Linked DNA regions of Mus musculus: regions 2, 3, 4, 5 and 6 are each linked to region 1. The links are chromatin loops, found by intact Hi-C in ENCODE. Cell type or tissue: heart. All regions are shown on one strand. Each heading gives the region's core, and the rest is flanking DNA. Links, peaks and the distances in the headings are about the cores only.

Evidence for each region. Peaks named below come from ENCODE experiments on the same cell type or tissue, not always from the same donor. Only the 100,000 strongest peaks of a DNase experiment are listed, where the experiment ranks them.
Region 2: a loop joins it to region 1, with 2.4 times the contacts of the local background. A loop is called at or near these places in 4 of 42 quality-filtered maps.
Region 3: it touches region 1 in a loop (9-fold over the local background); 7 of 42 quality-filtered maps call a loop at or near these places.
Region 4: a loop joins it to region 1, with 3 times the contacts of the local background. A loop is called at or near these places in 12 of 42 quality-filtered maps.
Region 5: it touches region 1 in a loop (1.9-fold over the local background); 3 of 42 quality-filtered maps call a loop at or near these places.
Region 6: a loop joins it to region 1, with 5 times the contacts of the local background. A loop is called at or near these places in 16 of 42 quality-filtered maps.

What each region holds. Positions count from the first base shown.
Region 1 is chr7:73,374,212-73,379,113 of GRCm38, reverse strand. It overlaps Rgma (repulsive guidance molecule family member A), which reads right to left and starts at 3,594. Exons shown (of 4, transcript NM_177740.5): 1 at 3,226-3,594. The coding sequence starts at 3,239. It overlaps A730056A06Rik (RIKEN cDNA A730056A06 gene), which reads left to right and starts at 3,340. Exons shown (of 2, transcript NR_040325.1): 1 at 3,340-3,597. In heart, for the core only: a CTCF peak has its summit at 2,340 (motif pointing right); DNase peaks (open chromatin) are centred at 2,293, 2,793, 3,573, 4,233 and 1 weaker place; H3K4me3 peaks cover 2,097 bases; H3K27ac peaks cover 674 bases; H3K27me3 peaks cover 2,101 bases.
Region 2 is chr7:73,116,290-73,121,191 of GRCm38, reverse strand. No RefSeq gene overlaps it. Among named protein-coding and RNA genes, the nearest start is that of Gm6567, 17 kb to the right of the region's middle. In heart, for the core only: no CTCF peak of the experiment used is centred there; a DNase peak (open chromatin) is centred at 2,141.
Region 3 is chr7:73,273,102-73,278,003 of GRCm38, reverse strand. No RefSeq gene overlaps it. Among named protein-coding and RNA genes, the nearest start is that of 4930429H19Rik, 35 kb to the left of the region's middle. In heart, for the core only: no CTCF peak of the experiment used is centred there; DNase peaks (open chromatin) are centred at 1,973 and 2,113.
Region 4 is chr7:73,324,870-73,329,771 of GRCm38, reverse strand. The region is part of intron 1 of A730056A06Rik (RIKEN cDNA A730056A06 gene); the gene reads left to right. Among named protein-coding and RNA genes, the nearest start is that of 4930429H19Rik, 17 kb to the right of the region's middle. In heart, for the core only: no CTCF peak of the experiment used is centred there; DNase peaks (open chromatin) are centred at 2,361, 3,411 and 4,051.
Region 5 is chr7:72,936,835-72,941,736 of GRCm38, reverse strand. No RefSeq gene overlaps it. Among named protein-coding and RNA genes, the nearest start is that of Gm36865, 110 kb to the right of the region's middle. In heart, for the core only: no CTCF peak of the experiment used is centred there; a DNase peak (open chromatin) is centred at 2,686.
Region 6 is chr7:72,398,484-72,403,385 of GRCm38, reverse strand. No RefSeq gene overlaps it. Among named protein-coding and RNA genes, the nearest start is that of Gm39035, 94 kb to the right of the region's middle. In heart, for the core only: no CTCF peak of the experiment used is centred there; no DNase peak of the experiment used is centred there; H3K27me3 peaks cover 275 bases.

The sequences.
Region 1 (4,902 bases), core at 504-4,503:
AGGAGCCTGAAGTCTGCCTGATTCTGCATGTGTCCTTGGTAAAGCAGACCTTAACTTTCTCCTCATCCCTGTCTACAACTACTGCTAAGAGAAGGGATAGAACCAGGCTGTGGGGTAAAGAAAAAAGGAATCTGTTATTTGGGCTGGAAACCAGACAGATGGGAGAACCAGAGACTCTCCTCACCAGGCTAACCTCAGTTATGTTTTTTTGAATGAGTAAACAATGAAAAGTCTGAAACTCGAAGCCATTCTCAAGGATTCCGAGAAACAGAAGCAGACGAACGTAAGCTGAACAATTCCATTTAAAAGGGTTTTGTCCTAAAGTATTTAGTAGAATTAACATACTCCAATGAGTCTATGATGCTTTCAGACAACCCTCCTCCAGCTGTGCCGTTTCACTTGGATGTACCCATGCCCACACCTACTTTGGAAGGTTTCAGGGACATACCTGTTTCATTGTCTACCCTGCACACTTTAAGGCAGGATGAGATTCTGCAGCCGTGTACGGTTTTTAAAATGTGCTTGAACCTAATTCATTTAGCAAGGCTGTTGCAGAAAAGAGCACTTTAGACCCGTGGTTCCCAACCTTCCTAACTCTGTGGCCCTTTAATATGCTACAGTGACCTCCCAACCATAAAATCATTTTTGTTGCTACTTCATCACTGTAATTTAGCTACTGTTATGAACTGTAATGTAAATATGTAACATGCAGGATATCTGATATGTGACCCCTGTGGAAAGGTCATTCAATCCCCAAGGGGGTTGAGACCCACGGGCTTTAGACTCAGCACTATGGCCACGCCCCTACACATCTCTGGAATCCTTTCTTCCCAGGAAATGAAAATGCCAGCCTGCTTCCTGGTAGCAGTGAGCATCCTGGCTTCATCATGCCCTGTCCTGGTGTCAGGGATGCGCAGTTTCCACTTCTTTAATTTTGAACCTGGGCTGCCGAAGACTGCTGTAGAGCAGGCTCAGGAATCACATTCAGTAGGAACCTCCATGCCGCATTTCCTTCTGTATCCACCTACATCCCGGGCAGGCAGCAATGAAAGTCAGATATGCTCCCTTTATAAGATTCCAAGCTGGTCTAGGAACCCTTCTGTCATGTTATTAAACAAATATGTGAGAGTGGAGAGACAGAGCCAAGACAGGACAGCAGGGGTAGGATGGACAGATGAGCCACACGTGTATTAGGAGTGATAGATAGCGCCAGCCTTTATCTGCGAAGGAAATGAAGGGGCAGAGTTTTGGGGGAAAAAAGGAGATTTGGAACTTGGAATGTGGCCCAGCTGCTAAAGTGCTTGCCCGGCACCCAAAAAGCCTTGGGTTTGATTCCCAACAATGCATGTATTAGATGAGATAGGAGAATCAGAAGTTCAAGGTCATTTTTGGCTCCATAGACAAGTAAATAACAGCCTGGGACACATAAGACCTACGAGAAAAGAGCAAAGAAAGAGGCCGGATCCCTGCTTACTACCACTGAAGCCCAGAGGAGCCTCTCGGAGAAAGCGCTTTATCACAGGCAGAAAGCCAGGATGCCCTCCAAGGAGCCGGAGCGCCCTTCACACAGAGAACTCATTCCCTGCTAGTATCCGCAGGCCTGGAAGGTGGCAGCAAATCCAGCCATTAAAGAACGTGCAGCCTGCCCGCCGGGATGCGTGGGTGCCCCACCCAGAGCCTTTGTCCAACTGCTGCCATCCTGCCTGTCAGTCATTCCGGGAAGTAGGCCTGCCTGAACAGCAGAAATTCTTCCCCTTGTGTGTGTGAAAAAAACAAAAAACAAAAAACAAAACAAAACCAACCAAACAAACAAACAAAAAAACCAAGAGGCCATTTGGGGGTACACTGTTCCCTTTCAGTGGAGATGGCATGACGCTCTTTCCCGTTCTTCAGTTACCCTAAGAGCACACTTTAGCATCTAATCTCTTTTCTAAGAGTCAGGGCTTAACATTAACTTCACAAATCACTATATAGGTACAGATGAACTAGAGAGTAGTAAAGTGACCGTGACAGGCTTGCCAGATCCCTGGACCAGATGCCTAGGGACAAAGGCAGGTGACCGTTTACTTTATTTTTGCTAGAAGAACCCAAAACTACACAGAAGGGAATGGCAGTCCTGGAGGTGATATCCTGCCACTAATACAATTCGTCATTCGGTCCTGAGAGCTAAGCTCCGGGCAGCGGGTGCTCAAGCCCCGCTTACAGGATGGCCTGAGCACTAGAGAAACAGTCTTTCTGGACACGTTGGCTAGTTCCCATCTCTCCATCTCCTCATATAGGGGAACTTTGAGAACGCCCAACTTCATGGCTTGTGAGGAAGGTACAGATCACCATTTCCGCTAGATGGCGATATTTCCCCTAATCCATCCGCTTCAAGACACCCAATTTATAAAATAAATACAATCCAACGCCTTCCGAAACCACACCACATAATAACAGCACACAGGCTCCCATTAAAGTTCCAGTCTCAGGAAACTGACTCCCTCGTCGAGAAAATCTAATGCAACTACTCTAGTAAGATGCAATCAAGAGTTGCATCCAAGTGTCATTCATATTTGCACCGGTCCCCCAATACACCTGTCCCTCTACCCCTAGTTAACACTCAGGGATGAGCCATGGCTCAAGTCAGGCGCTGAGTCCTCGTGGTGCCTTGCCTTCCTCTTAGGAACGTCGGACCTTTTGGGACCCTTGCCCCTTAGCCACCACCCCAAGTCTAGCACACCGGACGCTCCTAAGCAAGGGTCACTCACACTGTACAATGTACAATGCCGACGGCCCCGGGGCAGGTGCGTTCATTTCCAGCTTCTGCAACCCGGGCCTGGGTTAAGTGAGAGAATCCGGTTTCACCGTGGGTCAGCGGGGTGATCAGATCTGTCAAGAGCTCTGTGGGTCAGGGGGGCTCTCGCCTCCGGAAGAGGTGGCCGCGCAGGAGAGAGAGCTCCAGGCGGTACACAGTGGGTGGGACAGGCGCCGGGTCTGCCCAGCCACGCGCAGCGCCTACTGCCCTCATGGCAGCATCTTAGGGGGCTGGGGGAAAAGAAAAAACACCAAACCACAAAACTTTCCTGCTGCCAAGTGCGAAGGCGAGTCATCCGAGGCAAAACCCTAAGTGTGTGAGATGAGACACCGGGTTGGGGGAGCCACTAATCAGTGAGGCGGCGGAGCGCAAGTGTCCGCAGCGCCTTGGGGACCTCAGGACCCCGTGCCCCCGCTGTCCGCGCTTACCTTGGCGGCTGCATGAGCCCCTCCAGCCCGCGGGGGGTTGGCGCTGGCGGGGCTGCGCGCGAAGACTAGGTGTAGGGCGGTCGCTCGTGGGCCCCTGGGTGAGGTGGGAGGGGCCCGGCTGGCGCTGGTCCCCGCAGCTCAGCGGACTCAGTAGCGACCCGGGGCGCTCCGCCTGCTCCCCGGCTGCATGCCTGCGAGCGCCTGGAGGAGCGAGCCTCAGGAGCGGCCGGCTGGCCAGTGCTTCCCGGGCGCAGGGCTCGGGCGGCGTAGCTTGCAGTTCCGAGACGCCTGCAGAGTAGGGCGGCCCGGGCTAACCTGCTGCCTCGCCCGGCCTGTCGCCGCCACCGCCACCGCTGAGCGCGGCGTCGCGAGGTTCGTTTGCGCGCGGCAGGGAGGGGGCGGGCCGGGCACCCCGGGAGCGGGCGGGGGGGCGAGCGCGGGCGGAGCGGAGCAGAGGGAGGGGGAGGGGTGGGGTCTGGGCTCCAAAGGCCCCGCCCCGCCGCGGTCCCACCCTTGCTGATCCGCGCTAGTGGGTGTGTGAGGACGTAGGGGGTGAGCCTGCAGAAAGCGCACACTCTCCCTGCGGGCTCGCGATCCCAGGGTTCGAGCAGCAAGTGCAGCGACCCTCCCTTCCGCTAACGCATCCAACTTTCTTAACCCTGAGCCAGGTGGCTTGGAGTCCACGTTTTCAACCTGGGAGCCTACGGTGGTTAGAGGTTTCCAATCGTGGATAAATATTGACATCTGCCGAAAGTCACCTTTGTTCTATAGGGATTTTACTCCTATTTAGAATCTTATTGGAAAAAATAAATAATATGTATATTGCATGCACAGTGCGCGAATACACGCAGTCTGGAGTAAACAGACTGTCTTGTACTCCCCCACCCCTCCCTCTGCAGTCCAGCTCAGAGGTAACCTCCGGTCACAGCGTCTTCCTCCCCCGCCCCGCACCCTTCTCGCATAGATTGCCAGAGGAAACTCCGGGCTTCTCAAAAGGATTCTTCATGCAGCTCACGCACACAGTGGAGAGCACAGCCAGCCGCCAGCAGCTCATCTCCAGGGTCTCACCCCAACACCACGTATAGGTCTGAAACCCTAGCTGGGGTGTGAAGTCAGCCGGGACACACAGCTCACACTCAAATTATCACTGAACAGTTAGCGCTGCCAGGATATTTTATACAGGGGTTACGACCCGATCTTCTCTTAATCTGAACCAAGCGCTGGAATTTTGATAGGATGAGAACTCTGTATTTAATGAAAAGGTATCGTCCGTATTAAGACCCTCGTCGTTATTTATGCTGTGGTCTTAAGGGATGTGGTTTTGAACTCAATGTTCTGCGTTTATTGGCCAAATGAATTAGACTAGTCTATAACTGAGCTATAAATAAACTCCATGTGCTTTTAGCAGGAAGGGATTGGGCCTTGCAGTTGGCCCCGTTTCTAAAATTAGCCTCGACCTTGGACAAATCTTTTAGGTCTGCTGAGCCTCAGTTTCCTTGTCTATAAATAAGGGAGTTGTACAAGAAAGTGTGTGTGTGTGTTTACATTTCCTTTTTGTACTCTATCATCCTCTGCTTGGGGACACTCCTCCAACCCTGTCCCCAATTCTCAAATCCCAGGTGTTGTTTTCCCTAGCTCTGACATCAATCTGTAATTATACCTTTATTTGTGGCCTTC
Region 2 (4,902 bases), core at 337-4,336, 260 kb after region 1:
ATTCACACAGTGATGCTGAATTCTATCGGACGTATTTGATGCACATGTAATCAAACAAGATAGAGAACATTTCCATTATCCTAAGCCAGGGCAGCTCAACTTCTGATCATTGATCCATGGGACACGTCTGTTGTTTACGGTGGGGATCTTCAGTGTGCATTACAGGATGATTAACAGTAACCTTCCTTGGTCTTCAGACATTAAAAACCAGGAGCATGACTGTCAGGTCTTGAGACATTGCTACAACATTTCTCTATGGGGGACCAAACACTCATCCGCGGTTGAAAACCACTGCCATAGAATGATCTTTTCTGGCTCTTGCAGAAGTAACTGCCCTTCTTTCTCCCTTTTTTTTTAATGCTTCTTAATGTGTGTGTCATGACAGTGTATGTCACATGAGGGTGGGTACCATGGAATAGGAAAATGGAGTCCCTGGAACCAGAGTTACAGGTGGTTCCGAGCCACCTGAGGTGGGTGATGGGAACTGAACTCAGGTCCACTGGAAGAGCAGCAAGCACAATTCACCACATTGCCCTTTCTCCAGCTCCAGTAACTGCTCTTTTAATTTGTATTGCTTGTTTCCCTATCAGTTAACTCCCGGTCCCGGGCTTTAAATAAACAAACCCACGTGGCACGCACATTCCTCTGTTTGGCACAGTGCATCGTAGTCCCAAGCCGACTCTTCTCCTGCCAGCCAGCGTGGCAGGGTCTGTTACCCATTCACTTTGTTTCCAGTGCTTGGCTGTTGAGAACCTTCCTGTAAAAGCCTTTGTACAAACATATGCTTTCATTTTTCTTGGGCTAACACCCAAAACATATGGTGAGCAAGTGTTCAACTCTGTAAGATGATCTGCCAAACACTTTGCCAAAATAGTTATGGCAACCTGCGGTCTCACCATTGGCGTAGGAAGGGGCAGTGGCTCCATACCCTCCACGACGTTTGGTGTCATCAGTCCCTTATCATAGCCATTTTCAGTAGGGGGCTAAAGTATTACCTCATTATGGTTTTAATTTGCATGCCCCTAATGTCTATGATCTTGACCAGCCTTTAGTATGTGTATTTTGATTTTTATATGCATACATATACAAGGGGCTTACTCTAGAATATGTAAAGAGCTCCTTGAAATGAATGACAGAGTGTAATAAAAGTGAAAAGGAGTCTTGAGTGGGAACAATAGCGAATATGAAAGTCGCACTGTTTTGTACCTTTGCCTGACCCACACTGGCTATTTCTACAGCAGACACTTCTCTTTCTTTAACAGCACGCTATTGATCCAGCATCTTTCTAAGCATTTGACAATGTTAACTCACTTACTTTTCCACATGAACTCCTCTGGTTCCCCAGACTGTTATGGCAGTCCTCTTCCCATTTTACAGACGAGGGAGCGGACATGAGGCTGAATGACTCATTCAGCATCGTAGTTCACAGAGGAACTGAGATCACAACGCTGACTCGAAGCACTGAGCCACAATGTGCACTTATTCTCAGACACGCGCCGGAGCAGAATCTAGGTCCTACTGATGTGGTTCCTCAGACTCTGCAGGTACAGACGTGCTGGCTTTCAGCTGCCGTGACTACAGACTCACTGCTGCTCTATCCCTGTTCCTATGGCTGGTTGCTCTCACGCTGCTCTCATCCATGGTGGTGTCAGGAAAGCAGGGAACTTGCTTCCCTCAAAGGGAAGGCAGCACTTTCCAATTTGCCTATAGCTTTGGATCTTCTTGTGGTTTGGAGAGGGGTTTTATTATTTTTTTATGGGGGGGGGGAGGGAGGAATGGGATGGGCCACATCCGTGCCACCTGTTACTTTCTTAACAATTCAGTAGGACCATTGTGAGATTCTTATATCTTCATTTTGCCTCAGTAAAAGCAAGACTTAAAAACAGAAGTGGCTAATAGAGCCACATAAACATCCCTTTCACTTTATGTAGAATTACAAACCAGTATTCAAAAAAGTCCAGAGAACTCTATCTACCCAGTTAATTTAACAACACTTATTGAGTCATTGGCTAGCTGCCAATCACCCCCGTGGTGGAGTTTGGAGCTTGTCGTTAACGTAGAGGAAACACTGGGCAGATGTTCTGGGTTAGTTGCCACAGAGACGAAAACCTTCTTCCCTAGTGAAGGAGATACCGCAGAGAGTTCCCACTATCCCTGCAGTGGCAGTAGCCCTCCAGGACACTGATCTGGAACTGGCCTACTCTTCGTCAGCATCACTCTTCAACCCCAAGAGACTCGTTTGGATCCCAGTGATAAATGGACAGATGTGAGACAGCTGTCGGAGTACTCCAGAGGAGCTACTCAGAGAAAGTCATGAAGTGAGTTTTCCAGTTTAAAAAAAAAAAATGTCCCACAGCCCTTGTGTACAGGCCGTTTCTATTTTCTCCAAGTAGTAGGGAGCGAGAAGCTGGGGACAGGACTTGAACATTTGCCCAGATCGCTTTTCCTCTTTCAAGGCCACATAGAAACAATATGCAGGCAGGACTACTTTAAGAGTGATCAAAGTTAAAATGTCTCTTATACTACTTAGAATAGAGTCCTCTCCCTGACAAGTACAGCTTCTAGTGATAACTGATAGAGATGCACCCGTCCCCCACCCCAAGCTCCTCCTCCTCATGAAGACTTTCGACTGAGGTAAGGAGATGGCACATTTCTTTGCATACTTTGGAGGAAGTGGTGACATCTGAGAAATATTTCAAAGAACATGTACTGACTATCAGAGGACTTCAAAGACTACATACCAACTTCACGCAGGTACACAGTCAATGAGTTGGTTGTATGTTCATCCAGGAGGACCTCCAAATATACCTACACTTCTCAAGCCCACCTTCAGGGCAGGTTTATAATTTACAAGATGTTGAACTTTTATACAGGTAAATGTACCTTGGAGCAACTGGGGGCCCAAAGTTATGAATAACTTAATACTTGCTGTCTATACTGAAGGGCTAGAGTGTCTCATGCCAAATGCCTGAGTCCCATAGCCTCTCTCTTGACATGGTTTTTACTTAGCTCACAGAACATTGTTTTCTGAAAGGAGCAGGACACAGAAGCTTCTATGTGCACGCTAACATTTGGTGGGGAAGCTCGTGGCTTTGAAAATAACATGCCATTAAATGGTCAGCTTTGCTTCTCCCGAGAGCCCAGTTGAAAACACACTCTGGGAAGTGCTATTCTACTTTATCAAATGGATACATCGTGTAAAGCCCCTGTGTCAAATGTCCTATCTTCCCTGTTCATCAGTAGACCTAAGAAGCAGTGACAATTGCTAGGGAGAGGTCATACAGGAAGCTCCAGAGATTCAGTATTCATGAGCTGTCTCCCATACTGGGTGGGCCTTTATACTGTGCATCCATTTGCCTTTTAACCAACCATACCCCTGTAACCCCTTAACCATAGTCTCATGAGTTACCCCATTAGATCACTAGCTTGCTAAGCCAGCCTTGACTGGGATAGTGTCTTTGCTCTGCCTTTGGATGCTCTATCTTGAGTGAACAGACATCTGTCTATGCCTCTAGAGAAGAAGTCACACCACAGTTAGGGGAGTGCATACTCTCAGGCGAGTCACCCCGCGGTGGCTTGGTGTCCTTAGCTTTTAAGCGCTGCACCCACCTCAGGATTTCCCAAGTTGGAACACACACCACACATCTGTTGCAAGGCACGTTCCGATTGAGTTGTCCTTGGCAGGAGCCCGGGAGGCTCCATTTCTAACATGTGTCTCTGGTGGTAATGCCACCACTTGTCCAAGGTCCCCGCTTTAAGTAGAAAAGATATTTAAAGATTGTTTCCAAGATTGTATGAGCAGGTTCATGTAGGAAGGGCCAAGAGCAACAACTAAGATTTGAAAGAAATAACCTCCAAATAAGTTTTCCTCCAGGATGCTAAAAAGATGTCTCTGTTGGTGCTTGCTAACTTCCACACACCAGAAACTTCTTTAGTGACAATTGCTTGGTACCTCAGCCAGCTTTCTGGCTAGACACCTACAGAGAGCTAGTCCATCAGCCAATGGGAAGGAAGAACCACCACAGCTTATAAAATGAGAGGAGACAGCACCACCGAGAAGAACACGAGGTTCCCATAGGTCAAGTCAAGGGCACCAGGAAGACACTCGAGGGCTCTTTAAAGTTTTAGCTGCAGGTTAGGCTAGGGTTTCGATAGGCTGCTTTTATTTTTTATTTTTATTTTTGTAGAGCAGGGAGGACCTCAAGTGAAAAACACACACTCAAGAGTTTGCCAAGAAATTAGGGAAACGAGGCACCATGAGATCAGATAACAACCAACCAACATACCAAACTTCTTAAGCACCTTAGTATCTTATTTTCAAATGGGAAGTTCTTGCCAGTAGGAAAAAGCTTCAAATTTCCCTCCCTCCCTCCTTTATCTGCCCCCAACTCCTGCTTTCCCCACTCTCAGCATGCTGTATGCTTGTCCTGTGGGGAGGGCAGGCCGATGCTCCCGTGAGGAGTCTCAACAACAGAGCTTCTCCAGCTTCCAGATGCTAGAAGGAAAGACGTTTTAAGCAAATGCCCTGCGACATGTACATATCTGATTCTTTTGGGAAAAGCCAGAATGGCTAAGTGGAAACCAGATCACCTTCCAGAACAAAGCTAGAGATTCAACCTGCAGACATTCTCTATGGAATTTCTGACTTGGAGAAGGGGCATAGTAGGTACACAGGTTTCCGCTTAGCTTGAGGTCCCATATCCTGTGGGACACCGCTGCTGCGGAATAACACTGTTTGGATCAAATACTTCACACAGGAAATGACGTGAAAGACTCATCACAAGTACTCCTCATGCTCTGGATACACTTAGCAAATTTAAGACCCCCTAAAAAGTTTGTTGAATGAACAGATGGATGGACAGACAGACAGACAGAGCTTCACAAGCTGTGCTTTGTTTGGGG
Region 3 (4,902 bases), core at 409-4,408, 100 kb after region 1:
TGTTGGCCAGGAAGAAAGAGACATCTATTGGTCACATTGGTCACAGAGGGTAGTGTTACCCAGGGATCACTGGCATGTCTGTCAGGGATGGGTGCTTTCTATCTGAAGACCATGTCAACCTGCTTTGTCTGCTTTGTTTTGTTTCTAGTGACAGGCTTTCTCTGTACAGCCCTGGCTGTCCTGGAACTTAATTTATAGATCAGTCTGGCCTCGAACTCAAGAGATCAGCCTGCCTCTGCTTCCTGAGTGCTGGGATCAAAGGTGGGCACAGCTGCCACCACCACCGCCACCACCACCTGACAATACATTTTGTCTTTTTCTTGGATGTCTCATTTGCTCTTCCCACACTGAGCTCCAAGACTCCCGGGAGACTGAAAGACTTTAGGAATATACTTAATGAGGTTCATTATATCCTCCTGACATGGTTACTGTGTGCACCCTCATTTCTGTCCCGAATTTTAACTTCAGAGCATGTTAGACGCAGACAATGAAGGATGGTGGGTCCTTGGCGACATCTTGAAGGATTGCCTATGCTTTCCAATACAAATTACATTTCTTTGGTTGTGATGTTCTTTTCTGACAGCTTTCCTATTTTATGCTTTTCCCCTCCTGAGACACTTCAAGTTTTATGTGGGAGAACCTTGGGGCATATTAATAAGTAAGTAGCATCAAGAACATACTAAAAAAATGATGATAGTTCCTTAGTCTAAGACTAAAATAAACCCAAAAACCAAAACAAAACCAGCCAGCAACCATCATACAGCTCTTCTCCTGCATGTGTGTGTGTGTGTGTGTGTGTGTGTGTGTGTGTGTGTGTGTGTGTGTGTATGTGTGTGTGTGTGTGTGTGTATGTGTGTGTATGTGCATGCATATACGATATGTCACCAAAGCTGGTTTCAGCAGATCAAAATCTCTGGGCAAATCCCCTTTAAATATCTCCATGTACATAAGAGCTGAGGAGCTGATACAAACAAGATGGAACAGTTGAAGTGAGATGGCTTAGGACATTTTTTGGACCATGAGAATGATTCCTGTAGGTTCATATATTCGAACACTTAGGAAGTGGCACTATTTGAAAGGATTAGGAGGTGTGGCCTTTTTGGAGTAATTGTGGCCTTGTTAGAGGAAGTGTGTCACTGGGGGTGGGCTTTAAGATTTTGAAGTCTAAAGTTAGGCCCAGTGTCTCTCTCTTTCTGTTGCCTGCGGATCCAGATATAGAACTCTCAGCTATTTCTCCAGTACTATGTCTGCCTGGATGCCGCCAGGTTTCCCACCATGATGATAATGGACTAAACCTCTCAAACTGTAAGCTGGCCCCATTTAAATGCTTTCCTTAATATGAGTTGTTGTGGTCATGGTGTCTCTTCACAGCAATTGAACATTGACTAAAACAGACCACCTCCTGCCCTGTTATCTTACTGTCCTGGTCAGATTGGTGAATCTGGCTTCAGTTATTTGGTGTACACTGTATTATGAGAATAACTTTTATCTACAAAATACTGACTTTAGCCCAAAGTAATATACACTGGTTATCATCCAGTTGCCCAAGTGAATTCTTCAAGAGACCCTTCTGTCACTGGGGGGTCCCACAGTCCCTAAACAACTGGGGCTGTGGTCAGAGAGACTGGAGGTGGGAGAGGGGGCTCGGAGATCCTAGGTCTGGATACAAAAGCTACATTTTGCCCTAAGTTTCTCCAGCTGAGGATTCCTCCTTCCAGAAGCACTTGCTTCAGCTGCTTGGCTACTTAGCGCCTCAAATCTCCACAAGCTCATGGCTCAGGGGTGGGTGCTGGGTGCATGACTCAGCAGAAAAGAAGACCGCCAAGGTCAGTCTGTTCTCGAAAGAAAGAGAGCAGCGAAGAGCAGAGCCCAAAAGTGAGTTCTCCAAAGTGTTGGCTAAATGAGAGGGAAAGAATGCAGACATCTTTCATAACCCTGGGATGTGTCAGCAGCTGTAAAATAAATACCGAGTCAGAGTTACTTCTGCTGTTTCTCTCCTGAGAAGGGGCAAACTTCCCAAATAAAAATAATTTAATCTCAAACAGTTCATGCACCAGCAGCGATCTCTCCTGCAGGGACAGAACCCCCGGAGGGGGGGGGGGTGCGGGGCACAGGTCAGTCCAGGACAGCAGGGTGACTAACAGATAAGCCTTTCGGAATGGTTGGAAATATCCACCAAGTAGCAGCCCTGTCACTCAGCGTGTCTGCTCTTTTGGCATCTTCAAGTGATTTTATCTACTGAGAAAATGTGTTTTCCCATGGAGAGACACGAAGTCAATGGGGTAGCGATGGGGCATGGTGTTCGTGACCTTGGTATTTCCCACCACACCCCTGGCTTTAGTGCTTCAGTTTTTCTTTTCCTACAATGCTTTATGCGCTCTCTCTCTCTCTCTCTCTCTCTCTCTCTCTCTCTCTCTCTCTTTCCTTCTCTGCTTTTGTATGTTTGAAGTGTACGAGTATGTATATGTTTGTGTGTGTGTGTCTGTGTGTATGTATATATGTATGTGTGCTCGAACACACATGTGCACATTTTGCGCACGTGTATATGGAGGCCAGAAGCAGATGTGGGTGTCTTCCTTTTATCATTATTTACCTTATCTCTTAAGACAGGCTCTCTTTTTGAACATGAAGCTCACATATTCAGCAAGACTAGCAGGTCAGTGAGCTTTAGGAAGCCCCCAGTCCCTGCCTCACCAATGCTAGGATTGTAGGTCTATGCTAGCACATCTGGCTTTTTACCTGGGTGCTAGGGAATCCAAACTCAGGTCCATACAACCACTTTACTGACTGAGTCATCTCTTCAGCCCCCTTATTCTTGAATTTTTATCCCCTTCTTACTTCTGTCTTAAAACACCTTTAAAATCAGATTTAAACCTCCTAGAGAAAAAGCTTGTTTATATTTAGCAGCTTGTTCCTTCCTATGTGTGAGACAAAAGATAAAATGTCCAAAAAAGGCTTTCTGGATTTCAAGTAGCTGTTTGTCCACAGTGTGCGAATGCGTTAAGCATGAAAGAATAAGACAGATACAGATTAAATTTCGTTAATATCTCACATGTGATTTTAAAGTGTTGGGCAAATATGTCTGGGATCAAATCTGAGTTGGGGTTTAAGAGAAAATTCAGGATGTTGAGTAAAGGAAGAATAGTCCAGCGAAGTTCATCTAGTCATCTTTCACCAGGGCCTGTGGGATCAGAACTCCCTCCTGGGAGGACCAAAACCAGTCACTGTTGAAGTGGAATCCACGGGGCCAGAGAGATGGCTCAGCTGGTAAGACTACTGGCTTCTCTCCCAGAGGACCTGGGTTCCATTCCAGCACCAACATTATGGCTCACAACTATCTGTAACTCCAGCCCCCGTGGGATTGGATGCCCTCCTCTGTCCTCCAAGAATATCAGGTATGCTTGAGGCACACAGCTAAGACATGCAGGCAAAACATCCATTTATGTGAAAAAAAATTAAAAAGAAATGGTTAGGCACACAGGCTAGGAGGACTCAGGCACAATGCTCTCCACAGCAGTGCTTTCCACAGCAAACAACAGTTCTTCCCAAACACTACGTGGATGAGGCAGCCAGTCCCTGGGAACATTCTGGTCACATTAAGAGAGTAAACTTTCAGCAGACTTTGAGTTAGCCTTCTGTCCACAAATAGTGGAAGATAAGACCTAGTCCCTACTGAACATTCTCATAGAATTCTTCTGGTAGTCCACACCATTGACATGGAACCCATGATTTTGTGGAAGTCCCCTCTTATGTTTTGTCCCTTCCTGCTTCACCTCTGTTAATCAATCATGTCTGCTAGTAGAGCCTGGTTGACTAGACCTACCATACCAATGGCTCTTGGAATTACCTTGGCTCCTATCTCCCACTTCAGGGCACATCATCTGACTAGCTTCCTGGAACTCCACCCCCAACCTTGCTTGCTCTAAAATTTTCCATGTGGGACATGGCACCAACTTCCTGGAGTCCTTTCCAGCTCCCTGCATCATCTTTTGTTTTTTCAGGGTTCGTTAAATTGTGTGTGAATTCCTAACATGATATGTGCAGATGGCTACAATCCAGCTTCTTCCTGCTTTCATATCTTTTGAATCATATCTTTCATATCTTCATATCCCATCTTCTCATCCACGTCCCTCAATAGTCACCAGCTCCTCGACTCAAGGAACTACTTGCCCACTCAAGCTGGAATATCTTGGGGGAAGTTAAAAAGAGCTGTTCTGTACTTCTGTTTCTGCATTTATAAAGTACGGGTGAAGGGTGATGTTTGGAGGAAGTGTAAATAGGACTCCACCGAAAGTGATGATGCATGGGCTAGGCTTTCTTATAGAGCTAGCTGTGCAGTGCTTGTTGGTCTCGAGTCTTTGCTGATCTTTGCTTCACTGAGAAAGGCACAGCAGAGAACTTCTGGTGTCTCTCCTGGTTCTTGCTGCTGCCTCCTGCTGATTCGGCTGAGGCCTGGCCATTCCTGCTAGGTTGTGCCACTGCTGCTGCTATCCTGACACTACTGAACTGGACTGTTGGTATATCCGTGAAGTGCTTACGAGCGGATCAATCTGCCTCTGCTGCCCTGTCAACTGAACAACAGATTTCCTAACAACACAGATGGGATCTACTCCAAAGAACCATTTCTAAACAGGTCCATTTTCCCTGTATACTTTCTTTTCCACTATCCCTAGTGGGTGGCAGCCTAGAAGGGAGGTTAAAGCATTTAAGAACTATCATTAGAAATAGGTTTTGAAAAAAAATAAAGTTACACACCTCCTAATAGTGGCACTCCTCAAGTGCCTATGGCAGTCATTTTCATTCTAACCACCATATGAAAGTCCTATGGGCTGAACAGTTGTGAAAATAACATCTCCTGCAAGCCCAGGCATTTTAATAAGCCATGGCTAACATAAATGATGG
Region 4 (4,902 bases), core at 513-4,512, 49 kb after region 1:
TGTGGGCTTAGGGTGAATCCTACATTCCAGAAAGCAAAGTCCCACAGGAAGAAGAGGCAGGTAGTTCCTAGGAATGGAAGAGTCCACGATCTGCACATTATTCTCATTCCAATGCACCAGAACATTAAAAAACCAACGGGAGATGTTCTGGGTATCTCACGCCTGTAGTTTCAGCACTTAAAAGGTAGAGAGGCGAGAAGATCAGAGTTCAGGGTAAACTTTAAACTACATAAAGTTTAAAGACTGCCCGGGATGCATGGCACCCTGTCTCAAAAAGTCCCCAAATAACCAACACACACACACACACACACACACACACACACACACGCACGCACACACACGGACACACACACACAGACACACACACACATGGAAACACACACACACACTCACACAGACACACGGACACATTCACACAGACACATAGATACACAAACACACTCAGACACACACAGAGACACACAGACACATACACACAGATACACATAGACACACATAGACACACAGAGATACAGGCACAGGCACAGTCAGACAGATAGACAGACAGACAGACATACACACACACACACACACACACACACACACACACACACACACACACACCACAACCACACCACACACCAAATCCAGTAAAACCAAGTCCACAAAACAAAAACCCAGTATGTGTAGGAGAGACAGCAGATTCCCTCCTGCAGTTTCTCATCTTGCCCTTTGCAGCCCAGCTGTTTTACAAAGGAACAGCTTACTCATAATTCCCAAGCCGAAGATACTTCTAGTTGGAACATCTGACATCATGGCTAAACAAAGAAGTCATAAATTGTGAATGTATATAAAAAGAAAGTCTCCTAAGTGGGGCTTCTCTAAATTGTATGTGTCTTCCTGAGGGAGCAATCCATTCATCCATAAACATCAGCTGGCCAGGCAACACTGGAGGTGCCGGGGATAGAGCCCTGACAGAGACTAACATAAAGACAGTGTTCAGGTTGTACTGAGGTCTGAATACTTGTGAACTCGCCAAATTCACATGTTAAAACTAATTCCTTAAGTGACAGAATTAGGCACGAGGGAGGTGACTGGGTCATGAGTATAGAGCCAGGAACAAAGGATCGACACCTCTAAAAGAGGCCCCAGAGAGGTTCCTTGCCCCTCCCTACCATCTAGGAACAAGGAAGCCTTCATCGGGCACCCACTCTGCTGGTGCCCTGATCTGCAGCTTCTAAGCCTTCAGAGCCTTAAGTAGGTCATTCCTGTTGTTTTTAAGTCCCTTGGTGGATGGTGTTTTGTTATAGCTGCTCGAACAGACTAGGGCAGTGGTTCTCAACCTTCCCAATGCTAAAAGCCATCTTTTAGTACACAGTTCTTCACATTACGGTGACTTCAACCAGAAAATGATTTCATTGCTACTTCCTGACTGTAATTTTGCTGCTGATATGAATCCTAATGTAAATACCTGATAGGCAACCCCCAGAGGGGTCGTGACCCACAGGTTGAGAACTGCTGGACTATTTCCACAAGAAACAGAGCTGTAGCCCCCCATGGTGAGGGGGAAGGAAGCACATGCAGTGTGCTAGGGAAAGTGACACTGAAGATATAGTGAAGCTGCTGCGCTGTCCTTGCAGAACCATGCTCTACTTGGGGTACACAGCATGTTTAGCGAAAGTCACTGCCCTAAAGACTCAGGCTGCCTATGTGTTTGCCCCAAATGAGCCACTGGATCTGGATGCTTGACTTTGTCCCCATCCTCCCCACCACCCAAAGGCACAATAGCGTGGTAAGATCTGCACAATATCAAGCCAGCCAAATGTAGGGCATAGCTGGGGGCATGCCTCTCGCTGAGGAGCTGTTGAGAATTGGTAGCTACTGAGGAAGGAGAGTCAGTTTTCTTTGGCTGGGACACCGATAGACTGGCCGACTTCCAGTGAGTGGCCCTACACCCATGCTCATGATGGCAGTAGCAAGGAGACTCAATGGGTTTAAAAAAGAGTATACAATGCTGGAGGGACCAGTGAGGGGTGGGGACAGTAAAGGAAGAGTTGGAAGAGGAGATGGGATGGGCTTGATCAAAACGTATTCTATTCATGCATGACATTCTCAAAAACTAGATTTTAAAAAGCCACTCTAATCAAGGAGCTGTCGTTCTTGGGTTGATGGGTTTCCTCAGTTTCCCTCAGCTGAGCTGCTCCTCATCGTTTCTGTGGACTGTTCCTTCGGTTTGCAGCTCTCCACCAGTTCTCTTCTTCTTCATCCCTGCTTTCTTGGCCATTGCATCTGAATACTTATTAGATTTTGTTTCTTGACCCTCCCCTTCGACTGTCCCAAGCTGTCCTATTTATAGCTTGCAGCTGTTGGCAGAGCTGCAGTGTTAGCCTTTGGGGAGACGTCCATAGGCTGGGTTGCCTGTGAGTTGTCTGGGAACACAGGCTGAGGCGAAGGAGACACCCAGGCGAGCTTTTTCTCTCAGAATTTATGATGAAAAGTTGGATTTCTTGAGCCAGGAGTTTACGATGGACAACAGCCCTGTGTTTGTAATTTGCAGAAAGATGGGGACGGCACATTCCACTAAAGCAGGAACTGGCTAAACCCAGCTTTTTGACTCACAAATTAGTCAATAACTCTCTAGCAAAAATTAGAAATTGTGGCTTCAGTTAAAAATTGCTTCTGTTAAAGGAGGAGGAGGGAAGAAGAAGAAGAGGAGGAGGCAGCCAAAAATGGGATATTTGGGGCAAAATTTAAATAACAATTCTAAGAGTTTTGGGTTAAGTATTTTTCTTACAGAGCATGCATCTTAAGTCAGGTCATATAGTGTGCACATGGCTCTAGTAAGACAGATGCTGTGAAGGCGGTTAGTGCAGGGAGAGATGGATGGATACACCAGGCTGACTTTAGGTATAAATCATTCACACTTTACCCACGCGATAAGCGTATAGAATTTCGAAAATGTTGACTTCTAACGGGCTCCCAGGCGATCCGCAAGCTGTACCTTCCAAAGGCTCCTGCCCAAGGCCTGCAGTGGAGCCCGAAGGAGGGCTCGCCTCCTTACCCTGAAAAGCTATGGGGCTCGCCTTTTCTTTTTAACAGTATTGTCCCTGGTTCTATTGATTAACTTTGGATCTTTCTTCTCATGACCGCGGCTACCTTGTGCGTCCTCATCCTAACAGCGCCTGGAACCTTTCTCCTTCCCCACTTCCGTCTTTGGGACTTCGGCCCATCTTCACTTTCCGCTGCGTGGAGGCTCAGATGAAAACATGTGTTTCTGATGCTCTGTGTCTTGGCCTGGGAGGAGCCTGAGGGAAGGCTTTCCTATTCCAAATTTGTCTCAGACTTTAGCACGTCAAAACTCATTGCAGTCAAAGTCAGCAGCGTCCCAAACCTCCAGTTCGCTCATTGCCTGAGAAGCCCAAGGGGCTCCGGAGCAGGCTCCGTTCGTGGGTGGACCAGACAAGACAGTTTGATACAGCTGAAAAAACACGGCGGTAGAAAGAGTCTTGTCAAGCTTGGTCTTTGACTGCAGGGGAAGTGGCACTTTTTGTCACCAGTTAGTTATGTAACAATGCTCTTTCAATATTTAAAAATGTTCTCTCTTTTTGAAGCCTTTTTTTTTTTTTTTAGTTTTTTGAGACAGGGTTTCTCTGTGTAGCCCTGACTGTCCTGGAACTTACTCTGTAGACCAGGCTGGCCTCGTACTCAGAAATCCGCCTGCCTCTGCCTCCCAAGTGCTGGGATTAAAGGCGTGGGCCACCACTGCCCCGCTTGAAGCCTTTTTTAAACAAGAAAAAAGATGCCGTGCCCCCCCCCCCCCCAGAAGCTGATTAGTCATCAGCCCAGAGTCAAAGCTGGTTGAGCATAGATTTCTCTGTCTGCCAGCTACTACTGTCTCCTAGATGGCATGGACTGTGTACTGGGCTTATACTGGTGAATGTTGAGTATGTTGGCATCCATAGAGGGTTGTGGATGACTGAGAGAGGGACCCATCCCTGGGCCAGGGGTGGGGGGGGTGGGGTGAGGTTGTTGATATGCTGCTCATGTCGCCGGGACCAGGTTCTGGGGTGGTAGCTGTGGCTGACAGTGGCCAGACCAGGAGGTGAGGCATCAGGAGAACCGAGTTGGCATTCGAGCCTGACTTTTCAGCACCTCTGTCCTCTCTTTTAAAAAAGACCTAATAGGAGAAGATAGTTTCCAAGAATTCTAGCACAGAGAGTCCCTTAAAGAGCATGTTGGCCATCTCAGTTCTTTTTATAACATTCCTGTTAAGCTGCAGGGCAGGGCGCTACTCATCTGTGCCCTGGAGAGGATATCTGTGTGATGGCGGGTGGGGGTGGGGGTGGGCGATCCTGGCCAGAAAGACAGTCTAGTGACGGTCAGCCTTACCGGATCCACCTCCTCTTCTCATAGAGTAATACTGGAATGCCCTGTCTACACTCCCCAAGTGAAACTGATAGTTTAGACAACCTGCCCACCCATCTACAGACTGGCAGAGCTACACAGTGGTCCTAGCGCTCAGGAAGTGGGAGCAGCATCCGAGCTCAGGAATTTGAGACCAGACCAAACGGAAAAGCAACAGCCTCAAGAATCGCAAAGTGAGGCATGCATGAGAAAACATTTCACATGTAATAATGTCAATAATGAGTAGAAGGATTCTGCACTTCTGAGAAGCAATTTAATATTCACTCAACAATCTCCAAACTCTAACCATACCTGACCCTTTGTAATAGGGACTAAATATGTCTATTTGCACATAGTCATTGGACTATTGACAGTGCAGTATCTGTGGTTATGTGTTTGAACAACTACACTTACAAACAAAGAGGTGCGGAGAGGTATTGAAAGTGTCAGGATTGTCTGGAATGGTGAGAGACTCCTGAAAATGCATTTATTTTATTTTATTTTATTTTAGTTTCTAGA
Region 5 (4,902 bases), core at 306-4,305, 440 kb after region 1:
GAGTGAGGTAACCCAATCACAAAAGAACTCACATAATATGTACTCGCTGATAAGTGGATATTAGCCCAGAAACTTAGAATACCCAAGATATAAGATACAATTTGAGAAACACATGAAACCCAAGAAGAACGACAACCAAAGTGTGGACACTTTGCCCCTTCTTAGAATTGGGAACAAAACACCCATGGAAGGAGTTACAGAGACAAAGTTTGGAGCTGTGACGAAAGGATGGACCATCTAGTGATTGCCATATCCATGGATCCATCCCTTAATCAGCTTCCAAACGCTGACACCATTGCATACACTAGCAAGATTTTGCTGAAAGGACCCAGATATAGCTGTCTCTTGTGAGACTATGCCGGGGCCTAGCAAACACAGAAATGGATGCTCACAGTCAGCTAGTGGATGGATCACAGGGCTCCCAATGGAGGAGCTAGAGAAAGTACCCAAGGAGCTAAAGGTATCTGCAACCCTATAGGTGGAACAACATTATGAACTAACCAGTACCCCGGAGCTCTTGACTCTAGGTGCATATGTATCAAAAGATGGCCTAGTCAGCCATCACTGGAAAGAGAGGCCCATTGGACAAGCAAACTTTATATGCCCCAGTACAGGGGAATGCCAGGGCCAAAAAAATGGGAATGGGTGGGTAGGGAAGTCGGGGGGAGGGTATGGGGGACTTTTGGGATAGCATTGGAAATGTAATTGAGGAAAACATGTAATAAAAAATATTTTAAAAAAAAAGAAGTGTTATAAGGCAGTTTGATAACATGACCATCAAACAAAATAACAAAAGCAGATTCTCCAATAGGGCCTCTGATTTCCTAGCCGTGGGCTTTTGGCTGGGTTTACTGTAGAAAGTATCAATTCTCTACTGGGGAATAGGCTTCAAATCCAATCCAACAGCAGTAAGTACTCCATCACAGTAATGGCACAGATGCACGGTGGGCACACCTTACATGGCAGGTCAGTACTACACTGTGCAGACTCTAGCATTAGGGATATTACTATCTTCCCCTACCCACCAGCAACCTGTACAGCACATTTCAGCTCTGTGAAAAGTAGCCAGCCTAGGGGAAGCTTCCTAGCTAGATCCAGGTTGACTTCTATATGCCTTGTACCCGATGTGTTGTATCTTCAGCAATAGGGGCTTAATGTTTAGTTACGATGGGTGACTGCTGGGGCCATAGAGGTCCCTGTACTCACAGAGAACCACTACGAGAAGGAATGTTAATCATGCAGAGGTGTCTCCTCAATGGAGGAGACAAAATCAACTACAAGCATTCCATCCTGAAACTTGAGAGTAGAGGTTGCTATCTACCTGGTGACCTTTTTGCTATCTGAAGGTCCACACTTCACCCTCATTCCCCACAATGATTGTTCCAGACTCTAACTCCCTAGACCATTACCCATCCTTAGAGCAGATGTCACAAGTACTTTATGGCCTGCTCACCTCTATGTTATATGTCAGAAACCACACTTAGATTCTAGACCTTTTAGCTATAGAACCAACCCCTCATGGTCACATGTAATTCTTAAGAGTTTCTACTTAGCTTTATTGTGGTCCTGGGATTAGACTTATTGGACTGATGGTTGCCCCGAGAAATTTCCCAAATTGTGATGTGTTTTACATATGCTGACACTGAACTGCCTGGCATTAGATTTTCAGAAGTCTGATCCTCTGCGCCAGGTTTTCATTCTTACCTCCTTGTAAGATTTGCTTCCCTGTCGGACATCTGTAGGGACCCCTTCAGGTAACCCAAAGGCAATGGTAATAGTTTATGTAGGGGGACTGTCTAAGACTAGCTTGCTAACTGGTGGATTTCCATAGGTCTTTTTATACTCCCTTAGTTTTGATTACGACACCCCTCTTCTTTCTCATCCCTCTCCCCCACCTCCTGAAACCGTTAGCTCCAAGTATTGCCCTAGTTTTACATCACATGTTTTCTACTATCCCTTCTGATTATATTTTAATTAGGTTGTAAGGTAGTGGGTTTCCATAATTCACACATTCTTTTGTTGGTTAACCTTCTTTTCCATCCCTAATTTTCCCAACTTTCCTTTTCCCTTTGTCATTAAGCCTTCCTGCCCCTATCAACTTTCAAGACACTGTGTGTGTGTGAGGCTAGGTCGCACTATGTAGCCCTGGCTATCCTGGACCTCACTTTGTAGACCAGTATAGCCTTGAACTCACAGCAATCTGCCTGCCTTTGCCTCCCAAGTGCTGGGATTTACAGCATGCGCCACCATGCTGGCTTCACCCATTAACATTCAGTTCACTTCTTATCTACTCTCTTCCCTCCCTTACTGCTCCCTCCAGTGCTTTCTTTCTAGTTTCTGTGCTCCAAGTTAAACATGCAAAGCAAAAGATTTGAAGCGGGGATCCCCACATGAGAAAGAACATGAAGTATTTGTCTTTGTGGGACTGAGTTGCTTCACTCCGTGTATTTTTTCTAGTTCTATTTATTTATCTGCAAATGTTATGATTTCATTTTTCTTTATAGCTGAGCAAAATCCTTTTGTGTATATGCACCAGATTTTTCTTATTCGTTAAGCTGCTGATGGACATCTAGGCTGATTCCATTTCTTAGTTATTATTAATAGAGAAGTAAACATGGCCGAGCAAGTCTCTCTATAGTGAGATATAGACTCCTTTGGGTGCATGCCCAGAGGAGGAGAGCTGAGTCATAAGGCCATTCTATTTCTAGTTTTTTGAGTGACAACCAGAGTGATTTCTAAAGTGGCTGCTCCAGTCTACACCCCACCAGGGTTCATAAGGGCTCATCTTTCTCCATGCCAGAATGTTCTCAGCTATATTTTTGGTCTGGTGCAAGATGGTACTTCAAACTGCATTTCTCTGATAGCTGGGGGAAGCTTAAAAAATGTGTGAATGTTTTGACTGCATGTATGTCTATGTGCAACTGAGGCCAGAATAGGGTATTGCATCCTCTAGAATTGGAGTTATGGCCAGTGTTAGCTGCTGTGTGCATGCTGGGAATTGAACCTAGGTCCTCTGCAAGAACAGCAAGTACGCTTAACTGCTGAGCTACCTCTCCAGTCCCCTGGAAATTTCTAAAGTGCTTACTGATCATTTCTGTTTATTTTTGGGACCTATTGTTAGGTTTCCCTAGTCTATTTTGTTTATCTATATGACTGTTTTTTGTTCACTAACATGCAGTTTTTATTATGGTGACTTTGCAGTAAAACTTGAACTCTGGTATGATGACATCTCTTTCAATAATCCTTTGATTAGGAATGCCTTGGCTTTCCCTGGTGTTTTATGCCTCTCTATAAATTTTTAGATTCCGTTTTTATGTCTATAAAGAATAATTTTGAGTTTTTTTATTGTAATTGTATTGACTCAATAGATTGCTTCTGGTAGGATGGCCATTTTTACAAAAATTTATTTATTTAATCTTTAAATTTACCATGAGAGGAAATATGTATTTCCATCTCTTAAAATTTTTATTTATTTTTTTATGTATGCTGTGAGTACACTGTCACTCTCTTCAGATACATCAGAAGAGGGCATCAGATTCTACTACAGATGGTTGTGAGCCACCATGTGGTTGCTGGGAATTGAACTCAGGACCTCTGAAAGAGCTCTTAACCACTGAGCCATCTTTCCAGTCCCAGGTATTTCCATCTTTTAGTGTCTTCCTCAGTTTCTTTCTTTAATGCCTCAAAGCTTTCACTATAGATGTCCCTGTTTCCCTGGTTAGGTTTATGACCAGGCATCTTATCATAAAATTTTGGCTTGTGAGTGGGATTGTTTCTCTAATTTCTTTCCAGTGTATTTGTTATTTATATATAGGAAAGGTACTGATTCTTGTGTTAAGTGTGTATCCTGCCATTTTTCTGAAAGTGGTTATCTGCTGTAAGAGTTTTCTGGGAGTAGTTAAGGTCTCTATGTACAGAATCATGCCACCTGCAAACAGGAATACTTTGAGTTTCCCTCTTATGTGTATACCTTTTATTTCCTTCTCTTACTTCATAGTTCTAGTTAAGGCTTTAGACACTCTATAGAGCAGAGATTAAAAAAAAGTGGACAGCAGACCCCCTTGCATGGTGATACTGGCTGAGTTTGTCATATACAACTTTCATCATGTAGAGACACTCTTCTACATCCCTAGCCTCTCTGTGACCTTGATCATAATGACTGTCACATTTTTGTGAAGACTTTTTTTTTTGTAACTGTTGAGATGATCATGTGACTTTTGCCTTTGAATGCATTTATGTTTTGAATTGCATTTATTGATTTATGCATGTTGAATTATCCTTCTATCACTGGAATGAAGACACATTGATTATGATGAGTCCGTTCTTTTAATGTTATCTTGAATCCGGAGAATACTGAGAATTTATTTTTGGAGAGCTAGGTCTGTATTTTTCTTTTGTATATGTATCTGTATTTGATTTTGGTAACAGGGCAACGCTGGCTTTATAAGAGTTTGTATGTCCCTTTCCCTTTGTATCTTATGGAATAATTTGAGTAATATTGGTGTAAATTCGTTGAAGTTCTTGTATAACTGCAATAACCTATCTCATCCTGTCCTTTTGTAGGTAGAAGACTTTTATTTTATTTTTTATTACTACTTCAGTCTCATTGCTGGTTATAGATAGGTTTAAATTATTTATTTCATCTTGGTTTATTTTGGTGTACCAATGCATCTAGAATTTTACCAATGCCATTTTAATATTTTCAAACAGTAGATTAGAAGTTTTACAAGTAATATTTTAAGAATTTCATGCATTGTATTTTGATCATATTCATCTCCTCCAGATCCACCCCATTACAATACCACCCAAAATTGTATTTCCTTATACAAATCTATCTTGTCCCATTAGTGTTGTCAATATACTCAAGTACGTGGCCATCCACAGAAGCTTGTTAGACCTACC
Region 6 (4,902 bases), core at 600-4,599, 980 kb after region 1:
GCACTCATGTGGACATTATCCACCAACACACACACACGCACACCCACACGCACACATAAATGAAAACTAAACAAAATTTTGATTAGAGAAGAAATGGAAATCTAAGTAGGTTTTCTCTATCCTGATACTACAAATTTAATTTGTGTGTGAGAAATATTTGCGTATAAAACAAAACACAATCAAACTAAAATTATGCACGCCCATATTCCTGACATTCTGATCTAATATTCATCTTGAGCATGAGAAACATCTAAGACATCCAAAGGGATTATAGTATACCCCCAAATGGAGCTTGTTTCTACGGGAAAATCACTTAGAAAAGTACTACCCTAAAAAGCACTGCTCCAATGATACAAATCTCTTCTACATGACCAAATTAAAAACCAGACTGATACTTCTTAAGTATTTCAGATTAAAACAGAAAAGCACCTGAAAGCAAGTTTGTAAGACCAGCTTGCTGAGGAAGCCAAACCTTAGATGTCTGCACATGAGGTGAAGAAAACAGAAGCTTGAGTCAGTCTCCTTCCTGCAAAGCAGAGCTGAGTAGACCATCTCAAGAAAGGATGGCGAGAAGCCTGCACAAAGGCGCAGGGTCCACCCTGAGGAGGAAATGCAGTAAAATAACTCACCACATTTAGACTTGTAAAAAGTCAGAAAACTCATCAGCTTTCCTGCTGGTGTTTTGATGTCTGTTAGTAATGTAAAAGAAAGTATTTTTATTTCAATGAATACATCAGAATACATCTTCAGTTTGTTTAAAATATCACATATAGCCAGGATGATAATCTTAACATCTGAGATACTGAAGAAGAGAGCAATCGTGAGCTCAAGACCAGTCTATGCTACACAGTGAATCCCAGGTATCCACAAAAACATCTGAAGAACATAAACCTAAATATGATTCTTGAAGAGAATACCTCAAGGAATTTTGCCTTAATTAACTTTCTGATTAAGTTAGTCACGGCAGCTCACCCCTGTAATGCCAGCCTTTGGGGAAGGAAGGAAGGAAGGAAGGAAGGGAGGGAGGGAGGGAGGGAGGGAGGGAGGGAGGAAGACTGCTGTGATTTCAAGACCAGCATGGGCTATATAATGAATGCCATTATAGCCATGGCTGCTGAGTAGAACACGGTTCCAAACAAAACAGAGACTCAGTGGCACTGGAGAAATGGCTCAGTGGTAAAGAGCACTTAACTGGTTTCCAGAATTCCAGAATACTGTTTTCCAGAGTTCAGTTCCTGGCATCTACACCAGGTGCCTCACAACTACCTGCAATGTCAGCTTCACTCACATGAGTATACCCAAACACAGATGAACAAAACTAAAATAAATCTTAAAAAAAAAAAACAATTAATGTGTGGATTACCAAACCCACCCTTAAGTTTATTTATGAAAAAAAGGGGTTCCATTAAAGATAAGAACAAGATTAGAATGCTAAGTGACAGTACTGGTAAATGGTGGGGATATCCTCTGAATACACCTTTGGTCTATTGATGATCTTCCAAGAAGAATACAATCAGGATCATAATGAATTTATCAAATGATGTCTAGGGCTGAAAGAGTAGATTGCAAGTTAGTGTTACTAACCTTTTAAAAAGAGGCTGTGGATGCTCATGTTGTACATTTATCCCGTGTCCTTATGTTTTAAGTTGTACAGCAGAAATACACAAAAGTCTGACCATGGTGGGTGGCAGGGTGGCTTTATAGGAAGATAACTTTAAAGTTTATGGAGTGTTTATATGGTGTTAGAGGTTACCCTCCTTCTGCCCCAAAGTGACATGTGTCATTTTCAAAATCACGAAAAAAATAAATGATACATTTCCAGTATAGACAAAATTGCATGAGTCACATGGAGATATTATGCCAATTATTCATGAAAATATTTCAGCGACAGGAGTAGAAGCAAGATTGTTCTGCTACTGAAGCCAAGACAAATAATCTAAGGAGTTGCTCTGAAGTTAGTTTAAAATTCCTACCGTCGCTGCTTCTTGTGGGGACTGCAGTGATAAAAGAATACTCCTATACAAACCTGTGGAGATTATCCCAATATAATTTTCACAACAGAAAATTCAAGGTATGGTGTTGCAGTTTGGACCCCAGTCATCCTCTTCTGGTTTCTTCCAGCCTTTCTGACCTGGAAACCCAGGAAATATTAATTGCCAGGCAAATATTAAATTGTTTTTTAGAGTTGTGCTTTGTTTGTCTTGCTGTGCACTATTTGAGATAGTTGCCAATATTGAAATATTGGGATCCTCCATCAAGAGATTGGGGGTCTTCTTAAAAACACAGACTTTGTTAGGGTTGAATCCCTGCTCTCCAAAGGGGAGTTTGGCCCATTTGCTTTACAAAACTGACACCAACCCCTGTCTTTTCTCTCCCTCTCCTATTGGCCAACGTCCCAGGGAATGGGTTTTGCCACACTTTGATGGTGTGTCCCACAAATACAGCCCCAAAGACACACATCCCTTCAATGCCTTCAATTGTTGTCACTTTGAGTCGCTAAAAATTGAGAAGAATGCTTTGTGCCATTCTACCTGTCTATCAGCAATTTTCATTTGCGGGAAAGCAAGTCTAAATCATGTCTGAGCACACTTGATGTACCCATGAATCGGGAGGTATAGATCTTTCTGAGACACCAAAGACCTCATAGGGTCTCTTCAGGAGTCGCCATTAGAAAACTGAGATAATAAAGTCTGTTAAAATTAACCAAAGTCTAAAGGCTCCCCTGTTGTAGAAATACAATGGTGTTCCTCCTATAAAACAATATGAACTAACCAGTACCCCCAGAGTTCATGTCTCTAGTTTCATATGTAGCAGAGGATGGCCTAGTGGGCCATCAATGGGAGGAGAGGCCCTTGGTCTTGCGAAGATTTTTATACCCCAGTATAGGGGAATGAGAGGGCCAGGAAGTGGGATTGGGTGGGTTGGGAAGCAGGGGGAGGGGTGAGGGTATAGAGAATTTTCAGAGAGGAAACTAGGAAAGGGTGTAGCATTTGAAATGTAAAGGAAGAAAACATCTAATAATAATTATAATAATATCTATTACCAAAAAAATAAGAGAGAAAAAAATTATCATGGTGGCCAGCTAAACACTGTACAATGCTCCCACCCTGTGGCCAAATCATGAAGCAGCTCCTTTATCATTACATGAAGTCATCATGCCATCTTCTGGGAAATTCTGGGACTGCATGACATGCTATGGAAACATTCAAAAGCCCCAAATCTAAATACTTATAAATATTCACACCAAATTGTGTGCATGACTGTAAACTGTGGCTTACTAATTGTGGATAGCTGTGGAATCACCTGGCTAATGCCTAGAATCTTGGTTCTAGGAGATAATGCAGATGTTTACACCAGGAAGTTGAGGAACAATTATGTTGGGGGAGAAGAGACTGAGAAAGTCCCCAATTCAGATGGTTTGGGTTGGCGATTCCCAAATGTTTCCTGTTGGTCCCATCAAAACTAGATAATTCTGGACAGTGGTGGCACATGCCTTTAATCCCAGCATCTGGGAGGCAGAGGCGTGTGGATTTCTGAGTTTGAGGGCAACCTGGCTTACAGAAGGAGTTCCAGGACAGCCAGGCCTATACAGACAAACCCTGTCCTCCCCCCCCCCCCACACACACACAAAAACAAAACAAAACAAAAACAAAAACAAAACTAGATAATATCTTGATAGAGATCTGAGGGTTTTGTTGTTGTTTTGGTTGGTTTTGGGTTTTGGTTCCTATCTCAGAAATTTTAATTCAGTGTGTCTTTTCTAGGATCCTTGTAGTCTGCATTCTAAAGATCTCTTCTGATGGTTTAGTGAGCACCATGCCTAGGGAATGGTGTTACCCACAATGGACTGGGACTTCCCACATGAATTAAAACAATCCCCACAGACAAGTCCAATGTAGCCAATCTCTCATTGAGACTCTTCCCAGGTGATCCTAGAATATATCAAGTAGACAATTAATAGTAACAATCACATCAACGAAGAGGAGGAAGGTTTGTCAGAACACAAAGGGGATTCCAGGTTAGCAAGAGTTGGTATTAGTGCTGGGAAGTATAAGGGAGAGAAAACTGCAGAGTGTGCTTGTGTCTCTGCTTTACTACACCACACAGCCACTACCCAGGCTTTCATTCCTTGCCCCTGCTTTTGATTCCATTGTCTCCAGAAGAAATGGGAAATATGGAAAAACTGGAGAGACAAAGGGAGAAAATATAAAGACTACAGCCAGCACAACATGGTTTATGAGAAGGGTATAATGGTAAGTAGTCTCTGGCATGAACCCCAACTGCATGCTAGCTGTAGGGGGCGGGGGGGGGCGCAATGAGAAGAGAAAGTCTGCAGTAGCCACTGAAGGAAATATATCAAGAACACAGATGTCTAAGCACCAGCAATAACGATTTTCAAAGCAATGCTCAGAAAGTATTTTATTTTTCTAGATGGGCTGGACTGTTAACGGAATGAATTCTCCATTGAAAGGACAGCATTCGGATGTTGAGAGTGTGCTTCCTTAAGCCTCATTTTATCTTGTTTAAAATGAAGGTCTGAAACCAATGTGATCTTGGCGCCCTGTTGGCACTAGCAGACTCCACATCAACTGCTCAAATATCACACAGTAGTCAGAACCACCACCCAACTTCCTTTACTACTTGAGAATGAGCCTATGCCAGATATAGATGACCCTAAGGAACTTGACTATTCTTTGTGGTAGCGCCTGTTGGGGTCATAGTTCATGGGTGAAGAAGTAGGGTTTACAAAGGTTAGGAAACTCGTTTAAGTATTCACAGCTTGTAAGCAGCAGAGCAAGGCTTCAAGGCCGGATTCACTCAGCTCAACCATTACTCTATACCACAGCTTCTTAGAGTGTGGGTTGTGACAAACGTACATCAGGATGGAGTCAGGAAACAATA